Linked DNA regions of Mus musculus: region 1 is linked to region 2. A link is a loop called in an ENCODE intact Hi-C map of the cell type or tissue named here. Cell type or tissue: left cerebral cortex. All regions are shown on one strand.

Evidence for each region. A loop is a pair of places that touch in the nucleus more often than their neighbours do. Peaks named below come from ENCODE experiments on the same cell type or tissue, not always from the same donor. Only the 100,000 strongest peaks of a DNase experiment are listed, where the experiment ranks them.
Region 1: a loop joins it to region 2, with 7 times the contacts of the local background. A loop is called at or near these places in 1 of 42 quality-filtered maps.

What each region holds. Positions count from the first base shown.
Region 1 is chr10:93,889,475-93,893,474 of GRCm38, forward strand. It overlaps Metap2 (methionine aminopeptidase 2), which reads right to left and starts at 1,728. Exons shown (of 12, transcript NM_019648.3): 1 at 1,623-1,728; 2 at 64-800. The coding sequence starts at 214. In left cerebral cortex, a CTCF peak has its summit at 2,001 (motif pointing left); DNase peaks (open chromatin) are centred at 355 and 645; H3K4me3 peaks cover 1,081 bases; H3K27ac peaks cover 974 bases.
Region 2 is chr10:93,953,796-93,957,795 of GRCm38, forward strand. No RefSeq gene overlaps it. Among named protein-coding and RNA genes, the nearest start is that of Mir331, 8.1 kb to the right of the region's middle. In left cerebral cortex, no CTCF peak of the experiment used is centred here; a DNase peak (open chromatin) is centred at 1,840.

The DNA of each region.
Region 1 (4,000 bases), 64 kb before region 2:
GCGGGCCTGAGCCAAGTCATTCGGCCATGCCGGGCAGGGACGGCGAAAGCACGACTCCTTTACCTGACACAGCCCCTTTGCCCTTCTTCTTCTTCCGTCTTTTCTTCTTGGCGGCTTCCTCGGCCGTGCTGGAGGTTCCCTCTTCCCTGTCGTCTGGATCCAGGTCGCCATTCAGGTGGCCCCCGAAGGACGCTGCCTGCTCCACGCCCGCCATGTTGCCCGAGAAAGAGAGAGGGAGAGAGAGAGAGAGAGAGGGAGCGAGAACGAGCGGCGAGGGCCCGCTCCTTCTTCACCCACCTCCACCAGCGACGCCGGAAGCCGCGCTCGATGGTCCGGACGCAGGGAATGCTGGGACGGCGGAGGACTCTGCAGCACGCGGTCTAAGTGCCCGCCCCCTCTCCTGGCTCAGCGCTTACTCTGACCCTAAGCTTCTGCACCCCCTGTGCGCATCTTCCCAGCCTGGGAAAAAGCAGGGGGGCTTCGCTCCAGAGTGCGCAGGAGATGCCACTAACACGAGGAATTTAGTGTTCCCTATTTAAAAAAAAAAATCCTACAGGCAGTGATGAGAGAGGGTTAAAATAATGTATTTATCACACACATTCTTGATGACTCAAAGACCGCGTTAAACTCACTGTCACAGCTCGCGGGGAAGCTGTCGAGAAGCGTGGGATAATTTTGGAAGCCGGAATTCCGCGTTTCGTATGCTGCACTCCAAACCTCCGATGGTTCAAGATAGGATCATCGCTTGGAGGCGGTTAATCCGTTTAATCCCAGCACTCCGCAGAGAAGCGGGAGAATCTCTGTAAATGCGAGGCCAATATGGTCTGCAGAGTGAGTTTCCAGGATTATTTAGAGACCCCGTCTCAAAATAAAAGGACACTACGTTCTCACGCGTCTCTTATTTTGAGACAAGTGCAGGTTCTGACCAATGGGAACAGGCCTTCCTCAATAATGCCAAAACACACACTCTTCTTAGTTTTCAGTCAGTTCTTCACTTTTAGATGCTTCAACAAAGTATGCTTGAATTCTGCCCATGTCTTTTCCCCTAGTGCTTCATCAGAGTCCCTTATTCAGATTGCAATTTTCTTTTCTTTTTAGACCATTGCCAAAGTAGATGGTGAGTAGCTATCTGGATAAACCAAGGAGTTATCATCAGTAAGGATCTTTGCCCAGCTAGAGAGTTCTGGTGTTTTCATTAGTTTTAAACTAGGTACCAAATTTCATTGATGTCAGAATAGCTTCGAAGGTTCTCTTTGTTAGCGGTTTCACTTTATACAGGCCTGACCACAGCTACATAAAATGGGGCCTGGGAGTGTGTAGCTCAGCGGTTGAGCACTTGTTCTAATGCTAAAGACCCTACATTAATCCCCAGCACTATAAAAACAGAAGCAAAGCCTAGTGGTGGTGCACACCTTTACTGAAAAAAGGGATCTTTAGGTCTGATGGTCTCTGTTCTAAAGGTAGAACGAAGATGGCAGAAGCTAGAGGTCATAGAGAAGTAGTAAGCTACTGCTGGTATCAATACCGATGAAAGTGTAGGCAAAGGCTATAACTGGGGACCAGGGACAAGAGGCTTGAAGACAGAAATATTTCTGAAGTATAATTAAGAGAATATAACTGACCTTGATCTTGGAGGCGGGGGAGAAGGTAAGAATGGCACCCAGGTTTCTGGCCCAGGAGGCTGTGGATGAGGTGGAGTCAAAGATAAACTGCCTACATCCAAAGGTTGAGATCCCTGCAGGGCATGCAGACAAAGATACCCAGTCATCCTGAGGAATGTTTACTAGAGATAGGGATGCTAGCAGCATTGGGCCCAAGTGTGGCAGAAGGCTTGAAAGTTCAGTGACCAAAGTACAAAGAAAACCAAGAGGACACTGGTGTTTGCAAGTTTGGGGGTTTGATTTGGGGGTGGGTATTGGAGATTCTGTCAAGGAGCACTGACTGCTCTTCTGAAGGTCCTGAGTTCAAATCCCAGCAAACACATAGCTTACAACCATCCATAATGAGATCTGATGCCCTCTTCTGGTGTGTCTGAAAACAGCTACACTAAACTTACATATAATAAATAGATTAATCTTTAAAAAAAACCTACTACAGAAAGGGTAGACGGCACAGTCTCAAAAGACGCTGTTGGTTTCTGGTCTTAGGAAGCCACTGATGCTTTAATAGGACAACTTTGTTAGGAGATACTAACAAAAGATATTAAAAAGAAATTGGAGTGCACTAAGGATCTGCTTTGAGGATGAAGAATCCCAAACCCATTCCACTAGGGAATTGTAATCCTCTCCTTAGGGTTCTGGAAAGGACTTTTCTTGAAATTAAACATATTTTCCTTGCCCTCTATAATATTTTTCCTATATTTTTTTGGCGGGGGAGGGGAGAGACAGTGGGAGTGTTTCAAGACAGCCCTGGCTGTCCTAGAACTCTCTCTGTAGACTAATAGCCTCAAACTCAAATATCTGCCTGCCTCTGCCTCCCAAGTGTTGGGATTAAAGGCAAGTACCACCACCAACAACTATTTTCTTTATCTTTACTGTATCTCATGACATCTCAAATTAGCTTTTATTTTACAATGTGTTATTAGCTTCTCTTTGCAACTGCAAGAGTAGTAAAATTCTTCTAACTCAGGATAGTCCCCTCAGATTTTGTCTTAATAGACTTTCTTCTTATCTTGTAACAAAGTTGTTCTTGTAAAAGCATACACTTAGTAGTGGAATTCTTCACCTTCCTCATGGTCTCTGTCTAGAGACTACAAACTAGACACGAGCTAGAGACATCCAGGAAGAGGAAACTTCAACTGAGAGCATGCATCCATCAGATTGGCCTGTAGGGAAGTCTACAGGCACATTGTCTTGATTAAATGATTAATGTGGAAGGGCCCAACCCACTGTAGGCAATTCTATCCCTTAACCAGGTGTTTCTGGTTGGTGGTATAAGAAAGGAAGCTGGGTAAAGTGTGATGGTTTGTGTACACTTGGCCCAGGGAGTGGCACAATTAGGTGTGGGTGGCCTTGTTGGAGTAGGTATGTCTGTGAGTGTGGGCTCTTTTCTTTTCTTTTCTTCTCTTTCCTCTTTTCTTTTTTTTTTTTTTTTTGTTTTTTGTTTCTTGTTTTTTGTTTTTTTTGTTTTGTTTTGTTTGGTTTGGTTTGGTTTGGTTTGGTTTTTTTGAGACAGGGTTGCTCTGCGTATCCCTGGCTGTCCTGGAACTCACTCTGTAGACCAGGCTGGCCTCGAATGGGTGTGGGCTTTAAGGCCCTCACTCTATCTGCCTGTATTCTGCTAGCAGCCTTCAGATAAAGATGTAGAATTCTCAGGTCTTCCTGAACCATGCCTGCCTGACTGTTGCCATGTTCTGGCCTTGATGATAGTGGACTGAACCTCTGAACCTGCAAGCCAGCCCCAAATAAATGTTGTCTTTATAAGAGTTGCCTTGGGGGCTGGCGAGATGGCTCAGCCGGTAAGAGCACTGACTGCTCTTCCAAAAGTCCTGAGTTCAAATTCCAGCAACCACATGGTGGCTCACAACCACCCATAATGAGCTCTAACACCCTCTTCTGGTGCGCCTGAAGACAGCTACAGTGTACTTACATATAATAAATAAATCTTTAAAAAAAAAAAAAAGAGTTGCCTTGGTCATGGTGTCTGTTCACAGCAATAAACACATATGAGACAAAAGGCATGAACAGCAAGCCAATAAGCAATGCTCTTGCAGGGTTTCTGCTTCAGCTCCTGCCTCTGAGTGCTTGTCTTTGACATCCTTTGATGATGGACTCTGACATGTGAGTCAAATAAACCCTTACCTTCCCAAGCTGTTTTGGGTCATGATGTTTTAACCACAGCAATGGAAAGCAAATTAGCCTTCTATGTGTAGAAACTGGACTTTAGAGAAAGCATTAGTATAACTAAGAATTTCTCCTGTGGCTAAACTATCAGGAATAATATTGCCCTTACAGGAGTTTAAGGGATTAGTTAAGAGCTACCTAGGACTCAGTATCAAGAG
Region 2 (4,000 bases):
AGAGGCCTGCCCTGCAAAACTATACCCATAAATTCCTCTGACCACATGGCAAGTCCAGTGGCCAAATTGACTGCTAAGAAACCGATCTGTGATGCTGAACTCAAAGGTCACGGTTTTGAGGGGCCTGGATAGTCATAGATAGAAAGGAGATGTTATCTTTGTTGTTACTGTGACAATCTAGGGGAGGACAAGTTTATTTTAGTCCCATTTTGAGAGGGTCACATCATAGCAGGAATGGCAGAAGGGGACAGTGGTCATGGGTGGCAGGAATATGTGGTGGCAGCTTCTTCACGTGGTGGCGGGCTAAGATGTGGAAGGGGATTGGGAGCAGGGGTTGGCACAGCTTTCAAAGGCCCATCCCTCATGATTGATTTCCACTATCCAGGCTCCACTTCCTAAACTCTCCGCAGCAGCCTTCAATGTAGTACCACAAGCTGGAGACAAACACTCAGTCCATAAGCCAGGAACTGTTCCAGATTTAGACCACAAGAGAGATGAAGTCTCTCTTAATGGACAAGTGGTTTATAAATGTTATCACCAGAACCTAGCAGCCAAACTTGAATCACTGGGCAGCCAACCAACCTATTGTTGCATTTCTTTCATTAAAAAAAAAAAAACCTTCCATTTACTCTTTGATAATTTCATATACATAAACAATGCATGTAGATCACAGGAATACCTTCTCCTCCCTCCTGTCTCCCCAGCACCCCAAACTTGTCCCCTTCCCTTTTTATATCCTCTTCTTCTTTTGTTGCTGAATAACCCACTGAGTCCAGTTAATGTTGCCCGTTAGAATTTTGGCTGTGTGTAGGAAATTATAGTTGCGGTGAGTTCATGGGTACAATGTCTATATCATGTCCTGAAGACATCATCTAACACACTCCTCCCCATCCTCCGGCTCTTACATTCTTTCTCCCTCTGAGACGTTCTCTGAGTCCTGGAGAGAGGATACTGATATAAATGTCCTAATTAGTCCTGAGTACTCAGTAAACACTTTGAGCACTTTGACCTGTCATGCATCAACTGCTGATTGTTGCAGAGAAAAGAGTCTATGGCACTAATTTATGGGTGGAAGCAAAACAGCAATAAATAGACTTCTTCCTTAGGGTGGTCTCCAACCCATTGGTGTTTGACCAGATTTAGCTACCAGCTCTGAATTCCTTTGTATGGAGCAGACCTCGAATTCAATCCAAAACAGTTAGTTACCCCGTAACTTTCACACCACTCTTGCATCAGGGCGTCCATTTTGCCTGGCAGGTTGGTACTGTAGCATGTAGGGTTGCCTGCAGGAGTACTGTTGATGTCCTTTTTTCCTCAAAGGCCTGCATAGCATCTTCCAGCACTATTAGAAGTAGTCATTAGGGGCTGGTGAGATGGCTCAGTGGGTAAGAGCACCTGACTGCTCTTCCGAAGGTCCAGAGTTCAAATCCCAGCAACCACATGGTGGCTCACAACCATCCGTAACAAGATCTGACTCCCTCTTCTGGTGTGTCTGAAGATAGCTACAATGTACTTACATATAATAATAAATAAATCTTTAAAAAAAAAAGAAGTAGTCATTAAGGATCAATTCCAGCTTGATTTCTCTATCTTCTGCAACTGAAATGAGCAATGTCTTCAATAATGGGGTTTTCCTATCTCGTTCCAGCAGAAAGTCAAGATCAAAGGCAATAGTCTAGACTGCTTGGGAGGCCACTGAAAGGCTTCCTGACCAATAACTCACAGGGAAATGTCTTAGTGTTCTAATGCTGTGAAGAGACGCCATGACCATTATATAATTTTTTAAATGTAGGAGTGCTCTGTCTGCATGTCCACATGTCTACAAGCCAGAAGATGACATCAGATCTTTTTATAGATGGTTGTGAGCCATTATACAGTTGCCGTGAATTGAACCCAGGATCTCTGGAAGAGCAGCCAGTGTTCTTAATCACTGAGCTATCTCACCAGCCACAAAGGCAACTTTTATAAAAGAAAGTATTTAATTGGAGGACTGCTTACAGCTTCAGAGGTTTAGTTCATTATTATCATGGCAAGGAGCATGGGGCCGGAGCAGTAGCTAAGAGCTACAACCTGATCCACAGGTACAGAGATGTGTGTGAGGGAGAAGTAGTAGTGGAGGTGAGAGAAGAGGGAGAAAAAGGAGGGAAGAAGGAAGGAAGGGGAGAGAGAGAGAGAGAGAGAGAGAGAGAGAGAGAGAGAGAGAGAGAGAGAGAGAGAGAGAGAGAGCTCTCAGATGGAACTTAGATCAGCAAGCTAAGAGGCGAGCACCTTTATCCACTGAGGCATGGTTGTTGGCCTGATTTTGCTTTTACAAAATTACCCAGGAGAAAGCCACCTTCTGCTGTACACACCACACAGAGAGAAAGAGAGAGACAGACAGACAGACAGACACACACACAGAGACACTGGTGCATGTGTGCCTCCCCAACACACACACACACACACACACACACACACACACATGCTCAAAACAATAGATGTTTTTTAAAAGTTGTCAAAAGAGGATAGGGAGACAGCTCAGTGTTTGAGAGCATGTATTGCTCTTGCAGAGGACAGTTCTCTGCCAAGGTATTTGGGGCTATACATCAAAAAGTTATAGACTTTAAAAAGACGAATAACCAGGTGCCAGACCTCAGGGTGTAAAGCAGATGATAACCTGCATCCTGCCTTGAGATGTGGCTTATGACAGACCTCAGGGTGCAGAGCAGATGATAACCTGTATCCTGCCTTGAGATGTGGCTTATGACAGACCTCAGGGTGCAGAGCAGATGATAACCTGTATCCTGCCTTGAGATGTGGCTTATGAGGTGAAAGTGACCATCACTGGGCAGTGTCCAACTCTATCCTACTGGCCTTTACACTAGACACTTGTCCAGATAGTTGTGTAGAAGTGTGTATGGGGGGTGTGATCCCCTTCTCATCATCTGGGATCAGGGCTAACGCCCTACTTAGGCAGACTGACAACAGAAAAGCAGAGATTTGATTACAGGGTTTTTTTAAAAGGATTTATTTTTAATAGCTGAACATAGTGATGCATGCCTTTTTAATCCCAGCACTTGGGAGGCAGAGGGTGGATTGCTATGAGTTCAAGTTCAGTTTCATTTACATACTGAGTTCTAGGCCAGGAAAGGCTGCATAGTGAGACTTCCATCTCAAAACAAAAGAGAAAACACACACACACACACACAGTGCAAAAGAATTTTTTTCTTTAAAGTGTGTATATAGGTCTGTGCACGTGAGTGCAGGTGCTTACAGAAGCCAAGAGGTTGTTGCATCCCTAGGAACTGGAGTTATAGACAGTTGTGAATACTGCATTTGGATGTTGGGAACCAAACTTGAGCCTTCAATAAAAGCAGCAAGTTCTCTTAACTGTTAAGCCTTCTCTCCAGCCCTGATAATAGTGTTATGTGGCATGGAAGACTTCATAAGAAGACCTCAAAGGCTTAGCGTAAGCAATCACGGCTATGTTTAGGTGTGACACCCCCCCCCCAATGCAACGGTGACTGGATCAAAGACAGATCTAATGTTAAAAGACTGTGGGGATCCCAGGACAGTCTGTCTGTCCAGATTCCTTTTGGCTCGTGCTTACAGCATTCCTTCTTTCTGGGCATGGGGCAGGGACAAGGGTTTTATGACCCTACATCAGTCAAATTAGATCAGAGAATCTTCTTACAGGCAACTTCCAGGGCAAGAAGGCTAGAGAGATTAATTTTTATGCTTTATGGATTTCTTGGAGGGGAACAAAGTTATAAAGTTAAAAAAAAAAAACTAGGTAGGAACCAGATAGTGGATTAAATTTCTGTGATCTGCCTTCGGGAAGGAACATTCTGGTTTCTATGACTTGCTTAGGGGTTTGAGAAAAGGAAGCAGGAGAGATGACAGAGAGTCAGAAGGCCTTTACCTTGCTCATTATATTCTGAGCCCCACTCAAATAACTAACATTTATGGAGTGTATCTCCCTCCCGCCCCCACATAGACGAGTAATCTACCTTGAATACTA